Regions from separate parts of the Homo sapiens genome. Here region 1 is linked to region 2. The links are chromatin contacts, found by Hi-C or POLR2A ChIA-PET in ENCODE. All regions are on one chromosome and are shown on one strand. The core of a region is the stretch at or near the end of the contact, and the rest is flanking DNA. Distances in the headings are between cores, read along the strand shown.

The links. A loop is a pair of places that touch in the nucleus more often than their neighbours do. ChIA-PET counts read pairs that join two places held with the same protein, here RNA polymerase II (POLR2A). Pooled maps may share reads with other maps.
Region 1: a loop to region 2 is called in a pooled map of posterior vena cava, with 6 times the contacts of the local background. The contact joins the enhancer-like site here to the promoter of LRRC59-AS1 in region 2. A Hi-C loop is called at or near these places in 1 of 50 pooled maps. POLR2A ChIA-PET finds 5 or more read pairs at or near these places in 2 of 52 experiments (Caco-2 and activated naive CD8-positive, alpha-beta T cell).

Annotation. Positions count from the first base shown.
Region 1 is chr17:50,915,692-50,922,744 of GRCh38, forward strand. No RefSeq gene overlaps it. Among named protein-coding and RNA genes, the nearest start is that of TOB1-AS1, 53 kb to the left of the region's middle. RefSeq lists enhancers at 521-650, 2,045-2,964, 2,222-2,391 and a silencer at 1,539-1,598. Within about 2 kb of position 3,365, at least 26 of the 41 ENCODE cell types and tissues checked have a DNase peak (open chromatin) inside an H3K27ac peak, as active enhancers do.
Region 2 is chr17:50,392,444-50,398,952 of GRCh38, forward strand. LRRC59-AS1 (LRRC59 antisense RNA 1) reads left to right here and starts at 2,481. Exons shown (of 2, transcript NR_199069.1): 1 at 2,481-2,549; 2 at 4,773-6,114. LRRC59 (leucine rich repeat containing 59) reads right to left here and starts at 5,080. Exons shown (of 7, transcript NM_018509.4): 1 at 4,770-5,080; 2 at 2,486-2,545; 3 at 296-454; 4 at 1-59. The coding sequence starts at 4,874. RefSeq lists a silencer at 5,057-5,126.

The sequences.
Region 1 (7,053 bases), core at 2,115-4,614, 520 kb after region 2:
AATTTTGTATTTTTAGTAGAAACAGGGATTTACCATGTTGGCCAGGCTGGTCTCAAACTCCTGACCTCAAGAGATCCACCCGCCTCAGCCTCCCAAAGTGTTGGGATTACAGGCATGAGCCACTGTGCCTGGCTTTTTTCTTTCTTTCTTTTTCTTTTCTTTTCTTTCTTCCTTTTTGTCCCCCACAAGGTTTCACCCTGTTGCCCAGGCTGGAGTACAGTGGCATGATTACGGCTCACTATAACCTTGAACTCCCAGGCTCAGGTGATCCTCCAGCCTCAGCCTCAGCCTCCCAAGTACCAGAAGTACTAGGACTACAGACACATGCCACGCCTGGCTAATTTTTTTTTTTTTTTTTTTTTGAGACTGGGTCTGGCTATGCTGCCCAGGCTAAGCAATACTTATTTTCCTTATTTTTATTCTAATAAGATTCCAGAATCTTCCCCTTTCACATGTCTTCCTAGCCAGATGAGTAAGAGCAAGGAGGAGTGGTGATGTTAATAACAGAGTGACACAGCCTTTGAGGGCCTTTCATTGGCAGATTTCTTAACCAAGAGCAGCTGTGCCCATTTTACAGGAGGAAAAACTGAGACAAAGAGGAGTGAGGTCACTATGAGTCACTGGCCTTTCTGGCCTAACTCAGACTAGGCTCAATATGGCTGAGCCAAAGAGACAGAGCAGGCTGGGGGTGGGGATGGAAAGAAACTCTGGTTCTTCAAAGAGAGTTGACTGTCCTTGCTGGCCTTAGACATCACCCCTTCCCTTTATTCAGTGCCTGCCTGATTAGAGCTGGACATACAGGATCTCATCTGCTCCCACAACCACCATCTAAAATAGGCAGAGCAGGTTTTACTTGCCCTGTGTTAGTTACAGACAAGGAAACAGAGTTACAGACAAGGAAACAGAGTCAGCAAGATTAGGAGCCTTGTCCAGTTCCACAGCTGGTCAGGCCCAGGGAGACCAGGCCGCTGGACACCAGCTCAAGATGCAAGCTTATCTGCGATTCCCAAGCTTATACCAGGCCTGACTCTGTTTCCAGCGAAAGAACCCCAGGACATAATGTTTCTGAGCTGAGTGTTAGATGGATCAGGGGCTAAGGATTTGGGAGGACCTTTCTTGAAATTAACAGCTGCTTCGAGAGTGAGGCTTCCGACCCGCCCTTTCTTTATTTCCTCTGGGCCTGGTTTGGCAGACCTCCACCCCCAGCCCACAATCCCAGATGGACAGAGGTAGTTCTCTCCAGCTTTTGGAGACCTCGGGGAGGAAGAAGCCTCGCTCACCCGCTCCTAGACAGTGTGTGTGAGCCCTCAGGCACCCAGGGTGGGCAATGCTTCCCAGGCAGAGAGGGCGTGCAATGCAAGTGAGGTGTCCATTAGACAGACCCAGGGCACTCCAAGCCCCATAGAGTGACTCACTTTCTTTCTTGGCACCCCCAAACGACTCTACCTTCCTCAGCAGGTCTTGTGAAGGTGCAGTGACACAATGTGCATGAAAGAGGCTCGAGCAGGACCTGATGCACAGTAGGTGCTCAACAGCTCCGCCCCGCCCCGCCCTGGCCCCCCGCCACAGCTTCCTGTGCCCCTGTGCTGTGATTTCAGCCTCAGAGGAATGGAAGACCCCAGGATTTCCCCAGGAGGGAGTCTGGCATCCTCGCCATCGTGGTTGGCTCCTGTGCTCACCCATCGAGGCCACTCAATGCTGCGCTGGGGTGGGAGATTCTTTATTGAGGAATCTGCAGAGGTCAGGGGAAGGCAGGAGCCAGGGCCACAGGGGAGGCCGGCCAAGGACAGCTGCCCACAGCAGGCCACAGCTGGGGCCCTCCCCACACTGCATGCTGGCTTGTTTTTCATGCAAAACCATGTTATGTAAATCAGTGCTGGGTTGAGCACACTCAAGTCAGAGTCACGAATTGGGTCCCCCACCGCCCATCCAGGGTGTCTGAAGGCCTAGGCCAGCATGCCCATTATTCAGCCAGAGCAGGTGGCCGAGCCAGCTGGGCTCGTCCCCAAATACTTTCAGGGAGGGACGCTAGGCCTAGGACCCGGGGTCTACAGCCCTGAGGGGAGGGGGCAGAGGATGCAGCCTTGGAAAGCCCAGTACCTGGTGAGTAGGGAAGTGTCCTCCCAGGTGGTTCCAACCTTTAACCCAATTCCTCTGTCTTGGAGGCAAAGGGAAAGGACGTGGCTGATCCCCGCAGAGCCCAAGGCCAGCCACCATCCTTTCATGGAGCCAGGCAGCTTCGAGAAGCCACTGAGGCTCCTTGTGCTCCTTGTGTGGGCACAAAGTGTGGGCTTCTGGAGGGGGTCCTTGGACCTCTATCTCAGCAGGGACATTCCTCCTCCCCCCGCCTTCCAGACCTCCTGCTCCAGATGCCTGGCTTCTCCAGGGCACCCCGATGGGTGGCTCTGCCACCCCAGGACACTGGACTGGGGCCACCCTTACAGAACCGGTTCGAAGCCAAACAATGGCACGTCACAGTCCAGCTGAGCCGGAGGCCTCAGCAGGGTAAGTACAAGTGAGGCTGTGGCCAAGAGGGGCATAGGTGCCAGGGACTCAGAGGCGGGCGCGCGCAAGTGCCAGCAAGCCCTCACTGCCTAACATGGCAGCCCCATGGCTTCCTCTCTTCCCCGTGACCTGACTGCAGCTTTGAGGACAGCACTTGCCCTCCCCTCCCAGGCAGCGGGCCCCTTCCCTGGCCCCAGAGGTGAAGGAGGGCGACTTCCCCAGGGAGAGGAAGCAGAATGACGGCCTGCAGCTTTCCTGCCGCGGGAGGGGAACTTCAGGTCAGAATGGCCGTCTCAACCTCATGGAAGCCTCCCTCTGGACTGACGAGTGACCGCTGTTGTGGTGGGAGGTCCACCTTCCCGCAAAGGGAGCCAAGAGCCCAGAGGGGTCACTTGGGCCCAGGGAGGGTGGGACACAGACGTCTGGGTGGAAGTTGGACAAAGTCTGGCAGAATGGGGCACCAGGGCACAGTAAGACCCTGGCTGGGACACTGAGTGGGGACAGTCCCCAGCAATTCCCTTGGAGATAAAGAGCCTGCGGCAGGTCCCAGATCCTGACAGAGGACAGACAGGAGGGGACAAGCTGGTGGTGGGGGTGAGCTGGCTAGGCAGAAAGCTCTGTGGACACCTGAGGCCTCCTCCTGGAATTGCCCCAAGCCATGTGGCTAAGGCCTAGGGAGACCCTCACCATGTGGGGTGGGGTGGGGTGGGGGCCCCTAGCCAAAGCTGGGAAAAGGCAGAGCCTTCAGAGAGCCTCCTAGGGACAGCAGCAGAGAGGAAGCCTTCGAGGCCTTTCCAAGCTCCCCGCTGCCCGGCTCTCCTCCTGCCCAGCACACCGTGGGTGGACTCCAACCTACAGCTTCACTGATCTCAGAAGGTCCCACCCTCTCCCGCCTTGTGCTTCTGACTGTTTATTTCCTGCAGAGGAGTCAGTGTTACTGCCACTGAGAACAGAGATGGCTCCACCCAGAGGGCCCACCCTTGGGGCACAGGGGACCCTTGCCCATACCCCCTGCACCCTGGCTCCATCCTAATGCAGGGATATGAGCTTGGGCCTGTGTCACAGCTGCTTCCTGGGCCTCTGAATCCTCATCCTTGAGCTGAGGGTGTGAGACCGGAAAATCCAAGCCACCATCCAGCCCCAATGTCTCCCCATCCCATGACTCTCTTCCCCAAATAACACATCTCCCCAAATACCTCTCCTCCTCCCCAGTGAGAGGAGGCGCAGGGGAGGTTGTTGGATAACTGTGCCTTCTCCTCCCCGAATCCCAGCCTCTCCTTCTGGATCCCACACCCAGGGGCCCAGCAGTCACGGGGCTCAGGGTGCTCCCCAGCCTTTACAGTTTACCCATCCCTGCACAGTAGCCATGATTTCATTTCCTCCTCACTGCAAGGTAAAGATCATTAGTTCTCTTTTATAGGTGAAGAGACTTAGACTCAGACAGACCCTGTGTCTTGCTCAAAGTCACCTGGCCAGTCAGGGGTAGGGCTGGGTTTCGAACCCAGGGGCAGGCCCTCTCCGCCCCCCGGCATCGGTGCAGAGCCCTGGGTCGCCCTCCTCCAAGGTCGTTGTGGTGTGAACAGCCAGGCGCCTTCATGCAGGGCCTGACTGCAGCCGCCAGAGCCTGGTGATGTCAGCATTGCCATGGAAACCCTTCCCCGGGCGTCGGGCAGGACCAGCCTCCCCAGCGCAGTTTCCCTTTGTGTGGACTTTGCAATGCGTTGCCAAGGCAGTGGGGCCTGCTGGGCGGGTTGGCATGGGGTGGGGAAGGCAGACAAAAACCCACACTGCAACTGGCAGCTCACAACAGGGCCCACGGTGCTTGTGGGAGGGAGGGGCTGCAGGCTGGTGGCCTAAGGCGTGAGAGTCGGTGGGCAGGGGGTTACCCACACACCTGCTTAGGACCCCCATCTGGCAACAGCCTTTTGGCGTCTTTGGTGCTATTTTGGGGTCCTGCTGCCTAAGAATCACCTGGGCCTGGGTGTTGTGAAAAAGGCAGACCTGCTGGGCCGGGGTGGAGAGGAGTCAGCAGTTTAAACAAACCCCCAAGGCAATTCGCGTATGCCACCAATTCCGAGGACACCTTCAGGGAAGAATAACATTTATTGAGCACCTAGCTATGCCAGGCAGGCCCTTCTGCCTATTTTCTTTCTTTCTTTCTTTCTTTTTTTTTCCGACAGAGTCTCACTCTGTTCCCCAGGCTGGAGTGCAGAAGCGCGATCTCAGCTCACTGCAACCTCTGCCTCCCGGGTTCAAGCAATTCTCCTGCCTCAGCCTCCCGAGTAGCTGGGACTACAGGTGTGTGCCACCATGCCTGGCTAATTTTTGTATTTTTAGTAGAGACAGGGTTTCACCATGTTGGCCAGGCTGGTCTCTAACTCCTGACCTCAAATGATCCGCCTGCCTCAGCCTCCCAAAGTGCTGGGATTACAGGCGTGAGCCACTGCACCCAGCCCCCTTCTGCTTATTTGCTCTTGCATTATAATCCTCACAGCAACCTTGAGTGGGAGAAGGGGACAGAAGAAAATTTTTTGTGTGGTTTTTTAAAAAAATCCTCATTTCCCAGAGGAAGACGCTGAAACTCAGAGAGGTTAAATCTCTGCTTGCCCACGGTCACTCGGCATAGATGTGGCTGAGTCCAGATTCTAACGCTGTAGCCTCCTCGCCATCCAAGCTGGGCCTGTGGCCTGGCAGTGTTCGCTTCCTCCTCTTGCTGGTTTTCCAGGAAGAATCCTAAAGTACCTTTGCAGAGTGGGCCAGCTCTGTCCGAAGCCTCCCACGAGCTCCCGGATCTAAGAGGGGATTGAGCCAAGCGAGAATCTCCAAGCCCAGGCCCCTCCCCAAACTGGCTGCCTGCAGAGGCTTAGAAAGCCTGCCCAGCCTAGTAAGGAAAACCAATGCCCTGGCCAAAGTCTCTCCTGTCCTCCAGCCACCTCGGCCCTCCAGCCACACCCTCCTCTGTCCTGCAGGCTGCCCTGGCCTCCGTGCTCCCTGAAAGAGCTCCTGAAGCCTCTGCTTCCTCCCCTCGCCCAGGGATAGGTGGTCTCTGACCCAGTCCACGGAGATGCCCCCTTCTTGGAAGTTTCCGGGAAGAGAAATTCGGTCGCCTTTGCTGGCGATGTTGCAGAGCCTCCTCTTACAACCGACAGCCTTCCTGTGTCCGTCCTCCACACTTCTGCTTTCTCTGAAGCCTGATTCCTTAAGAACTGTCTCTCTCTTTCTTTCTTTCTTTTCTTTTCTTTTTTTTGAGTCTTGCTCTGTTGCCCAGCCTGAAGCCCAGTGGCACAATCTCTGCTCACTGCAACCTCTGCCTCCCAGGTTCAAGTGATTCTCCTGCCTCGGCCTCCCTAGTAGTTGGGGTTGCAGGTGTGCACAACCACACTCAGATAGATAGTTTTTGTATTTTTAGTTCAGACAGGGTTTCACCATGTTGGCCAGGCTCGTCTCAAATTCCTGACCTCAGGTGATCTGCCTGCCTCAGCCTCCCAAAGTGCTGGGATTACAGGTGTGAGCCACTGCGCTTGGCCTCTCTCTTTCTTAACAACCTCTCTGAGGGCTCAAGGGGAAGGAACCCTACCCTTCAGCCCCGGGGCCCTATTTTGCCCGCTGACTCTGAAGCTGAGACTCTGCCTGATGCCACAGCCCCAGGATCCAGGCCCCTCCCTCTCCACCTGCATCTCCTTTATTTCTCATTTATTTATTGATTGATTTTTTTTGAGACAGGGTCCCGCTCAGTCACTTGGGCTGGAGTGCTGTGGCACCATCACAGCTCACTGCAGCCTCAGCCTCCCGGGCTCAAGCGATCCTCCTACCTCAGCCTCCCAAGCAGCTGGGACCACAAGTGCCCACCACCAGGCCCAGCTAATCTGTAAATTTTTTTGTAGAGAGAGGGTCTTCCTATGTTTCCCAGGCTCGTCTCCAACCCTTAGGCTTGAGTGATCCTCCTGCCTTGGTCTCCCAAAGTGTTGGGGTTACAGGCACCATGCCCAGCTGTGAATCTCCCTTACTAAGGTCAACAAACACTAGTGACCTCCACTGAGAGCTGGTGAGAACTAACCTCATGCCAGGGATGCCAGGAATGGTTGGATGGTGAATGGTGTTGGGGTTCAGCTTGTGCTGGGCACACCTAAAGCCAGCCAGGGTTCCAGTCCCAACATGACCAGGCCCTGCCTGTCCCTTCATTGAACAAGTATTTCCTGAAGTCTGTGCTATGTAATAGGAAGCGGTTTTTTTTTTAAAGTCCCCAAACAAGCCAAGGATGGAGGAGAATTAATAAAAGACAAACAATGGAATAACTGTGACCCCTGTGTCCCCATTGTAGAAGAGTACAACCTAGTCACAACCTAGTCGTAGTTCATGTTTGACTTTGGGATGAAGAGGAGGCATACTCCTGAATGCTGACAATGGTCATCGCTAGCTGGTGGCCTTTTAGGTGACTTTTATATACATTTGCTGCGCTTTCCAAACTTTCTATGCTGTAAGATGGAATTTTTATAAGCAGAGGAGCCCTGGCAAGCCTGAGTATTTGTTGAGAGCCTCTTAAGGAAA
Region 2 (6,509 bases), core at 1,231-3,730:
GCCACCTTGGCCAGGACAGGATCCAGGGGGTTATCCTTCAGGTCCAACCACTTCAGGTTCTAAAGAGATGGGCGATGGGCAAAGAGGCTCATTAAGCCCGAGTTCACATACATAGTCCCTCAGGGTGAAACAAAATGAGCAGGAAGAATGCCCCTCTGTGTTCCACATATAGGGAGCGCCATCTGAGGCAGGACCAACAAGGGGGTATTTCTGTCAGCCTTTCTCAGGGCCGTGCTCCAGAGTCCCTGAGTTCTCTGCCACCCTGGCCATGAAACACTGGTTCATGAATTGTTACCTTGAGCTGAGCAAAGCTGACAGGCAAGGTGACCAGCTTGTTGTTGAGGAGATCCAGGTGCTGGAGGTTGACCAGACGGCCAAAGTCTGCTGGCAGCTGCTGCAGCTTGTTCTTACTCAGGTCTAGCTTCACCAGGTGTGTGAGGCCACAGAAATCCGACTAGGATCCAAAGAGAGAACCTAAGCTAGGCTTGTCCAACACACGAGCCACGACAGCTTTAAATGTGGCCCAATACAAATTTGTAACCTTTCTTAAAACATTACGAGATTTTTTTTCCTTTTTCAGCTCATCAGTGTATTTCATGTGTAGCCCAAGACAACTCTTCTTCTTCCAATGTGGCCCAGGGAAGCCACAAGATTGGAAACTCCTCATCTAAGCCTTGGGCTCACACACTTCGGTGTAACAGTCTGGAAGCCCTCAAGTCAGAGGTACCCCATGTAAAAATCCTGGCTCTACTGTTAGCAGCCGTTCTTCCTCAAATGAAAATGCAGAGAACACCTACCACACCTGGTGATAATTACCAAGATATGTATGGAAAAGGGCTTAGCACAAAGTAGGCACAAAACACTATTCCTTCACCCTCAGTTCTTGCTCCAGCCTACCCTCCACACTGCTCCTGGAGAGGTGTGGTTACCCATTCTGTCCTTCCACAGCACCCTATGCTCACCATTCATAGGATCTGTCAAAACAGCGTGCTCGTTCATTTTCTTAAAAAGATCAGGCACTCCTGGAGTACTCAGTCTGATTCTTGTTATTTGCAGCACCTAGCACAGTACTTAACACAGGTGCTCAACAGACATTCTGTGAATAACTAACTGAACGGGCTGGGGTCCATCCTACCCAAGTCCTGGCTCTTTCTCAACACAGGTCAAAACATCCCCCTGACATTAAACCTTTGCTAAGCACCCATCTGAAAGCGATGGTACAACCTCAGCTAATGAGGCACTATTCATGCTCTCTAGGGACTTGGAAATGCCAGTGGATCTGAAATGCAGAGTGAAATGGAAGTTGTCAGTACAGACAACAGAACAAGCTCAGATCGAAAAGTGCACTTGGCTGAATGACCATCTGGCAAAGTGTACAGAAGGAGTGCGGCTGCAAGGAATTGCTAACCTGCTTTTATTTTTAATTTTTTAGAGGCGGGATCTTGCTATGTTGTCCAGGCTGCTCTCAAACTCCTGGGCTAAGTGATTCTCCCACCTCAGCCTCCTGAGTTACTGGGATTATAGGCATGAACCACAGCTCCCAACATATTCTTCTTTTATTCAACACAAAATACTTTCTGGAAGAAGTGAGATCTCGATGCTTTTTGAATGTTAGAAACAGTTTTTGATGAGCTGTGACAAGGTACTGTGGACGATGAGCAAGGCCTAGGAGAATACTGAGAGGTGAGTGGACTAATAATCCAATGAGGACATTGCCAACTTCTGAATTCGACCTCTGAGCCACAGCCAGGGCCAAATAGGAAGTCACCCTGGAGTACAGCAAGGAGTGGCACGGCTAGAGTGATGGGTGGAAGTGGCAATAGCACACTTAGGCCTGACGGTGCAGGAGCACTACTATGTCAGAGAGGCTGAGGGGCTGAATGAATCCACTGTCTACACAGGTGGAGTGGAAGGAAAACTAGCAGACGTTGTGCAAGAAAAATAAAAAGGATTTGATCATGGATTGAATGTGCTGACCACATTGAGCAAATCTCAACTAATTCAAGTCCTTTGGGAGAATAATGATAAGGTAGCCCATAAAATCACCTTCTTTCTTGCTCCCCATCAAAAGATGCACAAGGAAGCTGTTCACAGCTTTCTCCCTGGAACGCAGAGCAACTTACAAAATGGTCTCTAGCATCCTCTATGCAGTAGGGAGGTAAACTATTTTTCAGAGGAATAAAATAATGTAGAAAAAAGATGAGCCCAGTAAGTTACTCAGCACCCTGTTGAGTTTAGTTTTCTGTGGACTGACTTTACCACTGTTCTGAAGAATGAGGCCTCCATCTCAATTCCTTTCCCACTGAGACCAACCACTCCATTCCACTGTGCCTCCCCTACACACTCAGATTTAGCTATAGCCTGCCTGTAGGCCTATCCTGAAATTACACCTTATGACACCCTCCCACCCCCCTCTCAACCCCCGAAACAGGAAGGAGATGCATCCAAGGCACCAGAAGGAGTCACGGCTGCATGCCAATCTTACCGGTAGAGTAGTCAGTTTATTACAAGACAGATCCAGGATGGTGGCCTTTGGAAGGGCAGCCTAGGTAAAAGAGGATGAGAAAAACATGTCAGACCAACATCTGGAACAATTCACTGACATATGTTAATGAAGCATTTTCCAGAGAATGTTCCCATGATTAGGAAAGGCCTTTTAAAATGGCAGTAAAGAGTAATGTTCCTGGGAATAAGAGGAAAAATAAGCCAGTCAACCATGATCTAAGGAAGAATGCAAAGAGAAGGGATGTGGCTGTACAACCTCCAAGAAGGTAAACCTTAGGCGAGGCACAGGGACTCACACCTGTAGTCTCATAGTCTCAGCTACTCAGAAAGCTGAGACAGGAGGATCGCTTGAGCCCAGGAGTTCAGGAGTTTGAGGCCGGCCTGCACAACACAGTGAGACCCCATCTCAAAAAAAAAAAAAAAGAAAGGAAGGCAGGCAGGCAGGCAGGCAAGCAAAATTTAGATTCTTAGACATTATTCCTAGCACTTTAAAAATAAATATTACCCAGCGTCCCTCTTATTAGGTTTCAGGGCAGGGACAGTGTCTAATAAAGCTTTGCAATTTCCATATTCCCCAGTTCAGGCCCTTCCTCAGAACAGGTACTCAATATCCATACATGTTGCCTGAATCATGACTGATCGAGTAAGTAGCGGAGTGAATGACAGAGTGAAAAAACAAGGCCCTGCCGGGTGCGGTGGCTCACGCCTGTAATCCCACCACTTTGGGAGGCTGAGGCAGGCAATCACCTGAAGTCAGGAGTTCGAGACCAGCCTGACCAACACGGAGAAACCCTGTCTCTACTAAAAATAGAAAATTAGCCAGGCATGGTGGCACACGCTTGTAATCCCAGCTACTCGGGAGGCTGAGGCAGGAGAATCGCTTGAACCCGGGAGGCAGAGGTTTCAGTGAGCCGAGATCACTCCTGGGCAACAACAGCAAAACTCCATCATCCAAAAAAAAAAAAGGCCCTCACAGCCCATCTCTATTTTCCCATGGTGTCCAGGCTGGACAAGCTCAGCAAAACTTTCTCCCTAAGGTTAATGCTGGACTGTTCAGATGCCTGGAGTATATGGTTTCAGAGAGCAGTCCTAGGGCAGGGTGAAATAAGGCTGGCCATCTATCTTCCTGGGGTAGAAAAGGAGGCATATATTCAGTTAAGGATCCTCTGGCAACCTGCACTTTCTGTCACAAAGTCGTAAAAGTGAAGTTTGACCACCTAAAAAAGTTTTAAATACTACAGCGGGAAAAACACAACAACAGCTACAAGTATCAGTATTTGCTCCTTCCAAGCATTTTCCATTACAATGGTATTTAACCTCCCAATAAGCGTATGAGATGGAAACTATTATCACCATTGTATAGATGAGGAGATCTAGGCATAAAGGCTAACTAGCTTGCCAAGGGCACTCGGCTATTAAGCAATGGAGCTGGGAGGAGCTAGGAACCCGGTTCTAACCACTGTAATACCCGTCCACGGTGGAAGAAAGACTGGGCCCAGCGCCCAAGGCAAATGTAATTTATCAACGGCAGAAAGCAAAGTGTGGGTCACCCAAAGTGAGTCTAGTAGGGCGTTGGCGCGGGTGGGAGGGGGAACGGAGTGGGAAAAGGAGGGATGTGGGAACTAGCTCCACGCTGACAAAACTAGATGCCTGCTATCTCTCTGGAGCTGTAAGCTTCAGTTTACAGGGGAAAGGTTGGGGGAGAGAGGGGCGAAAGGGACTCCCGCCAGTTTCAGCGGAATTCAGATGACAGTTTACCAGCCAAGCTGGGGGGAGACTTTACTTTCTTCGAGTTAGGCTGCCTCAGGGCTCGGGCAGCCAGCTGGAATTGCCAGCTTCCTAGAAGAGCCAGGTTCTGGGCCACACCCAGGTCTACCAGGAGGCCTACTCCCCTGGAACAAGTCACTCATTCATTCTCGAATACATCCAGTAACTGCTCCGTGTGCTCCTACTCAGAGTCGGGCACGGAGGTGGGCGCTGTGAAAGCCCCGCAAAGGTGACAGATTCGCTTCTTAGCCTGTAAAAAGCCTAGGGCCAGAGAAGCAGATCTTCCCTATGTTCTGGAACTGCGCCAAAGTGACACGTGTACATCCCGGGAAGAACCTTGGGCTGGACGCGGCCTCCTAGGGGACTTAGTCCCACCACCCCGCTTCTTTTTAAAGAAAAGGAAACTGATGCTTTTAGAGAAGAGGAAAGTAAGTGGCCCACGTAGGGGCCAGCGCCCGGCGAAGGTGGGCGCCTGGGCCTCGCGGGACGATACTGACCAGCTCCTTCACCGGGACCTCATTCAGGTCGCTGAGGCTCAGGTCCAGTTCGTTGCCGTCCAGCTTGTCGCGGAGGTTCCCGCCCTTGCTACCGGCCTTGGTCATGGTAACGCCGGCTGAGCGGGCCCCGGCTCCGGGGTTCCGGCGGGTGAAAGGAGCTGAAATGTCGCTTGTCAGTTCAGCGGCCCCCCACCCAAACGACGACGCCTGAGCCCTCCGTCGCCGCCGATGCGAGACCGCCTCCGCCCGCTGGCCGCACTCCGAGCCTCGCGCCTAGCTCCCACCGGTGCCGCGACGACGACCACTTCCGTGTCCACGTCACCTTCCGCGACCACTGAGATGGGCTGGGCCAGAGCGGCCCGAGCGTGTGCGGGCACGCCCCCTGGTGCCCAGGGTGATGCACTGCACGTCGCCGCCGCCGGAGGGGTGGGGTTGGAGGCTGCGAGCTCGGTTCACGTTCACCCGTGGCCCGCGGGCATTATTGCTGGCAGTGCCACGAGGCGAAAGGGCACGGACTGGGCGCCAGAAGACTGGGTTGACATCCAATACTGACCTCATCAGATCACCCCAATCCCCCTGATTAGGAGCAGAAGCTGGGTGTCCTCTAAAACTGCTCCCTGTCCTCTACTTAACCCCCGAATAACCATCATGGGGAAAACTCTTCTTCCTGAATTTCTCCTCTCTCCTCCCCACTCACTGCCTCAGTGCTTGTCTCTGTCCTTCCATCCACTTTCACCCAGCTCCCCGGTGATCTTTCTAAAAATCTGGCCAAGTCTCTCCCCTACGTAAAACCCTTCAAACTTGCAGCTACCTCTAGGATACGGACCACTTTCCTTTGGAAGCTGGGTCCTGCCTGCTTTCGCAGCTTCCTCACACGCTCCAGTCCCTGCCTGGCCTAGATGCTGTGTAGATTTCCAGGAGGTGGCTCCCACGTCTGGCCCTCCCCAGCGATGGCCCTCCCTCCCCCCCACTCACCTCTGTCTAGCTAATTCCTTAGTCCTTCAGGAAATCTCCCCTGAACACCGTGAATGCCAGACTGAGTTAGCGCCCCCCCCAACCAACTTAGGTCCCTGTTTGCTACTTTATCATCAGAGACAGTAGAGCTTGATGGCCAAGTGGGACCTCTGGCACTAATACCTATCCACTGGGTATTCATCCTGGCTCTGCCACTTGCTACTTATAAAACCGTAGACAATCACCAGGCTTCAGTCTTATCTATGAATCAATCTATGAGACATGTAGCTAACAGAGGTTGGGGAGAACTGAAGGAGTAAAACACACCAAGAGCTTACAGCAGTCACTGGCACTTAGTAAGTACCCAATAAATATTAGCTACAATTCATGATCCACCTTGTATTATACTCATCTTTATGTGTCTGTCCTTCATTCTGGACTGTGAGGACAGGGATTTTTGTCTTAATCATCTTCGTATGCCCAGAGTTGGCATACCCTGATGCAGGGTAGCTACTCATTCAGATGTCTGTTGAATAAATGAATAGATGGATGGATGAATGAATGAATGAATGAAGGAAGGAAGCACTTTACCCACTCCAAACCTCAGTTTACTCATTTTGAAATAGGGATATTAAAGCTTATCTCAGAGGGGCCGAGCAGGATAGCTCACACCTGTAATCCCAATACTTGGGAGGCCAAGATGAGAGGATTATTTGAGGCTAGGAGTTCAAAACCAGTCTGGGCAACATAGCAAGACCCCATCTCTAAAAAAATAAAAAATAAAAA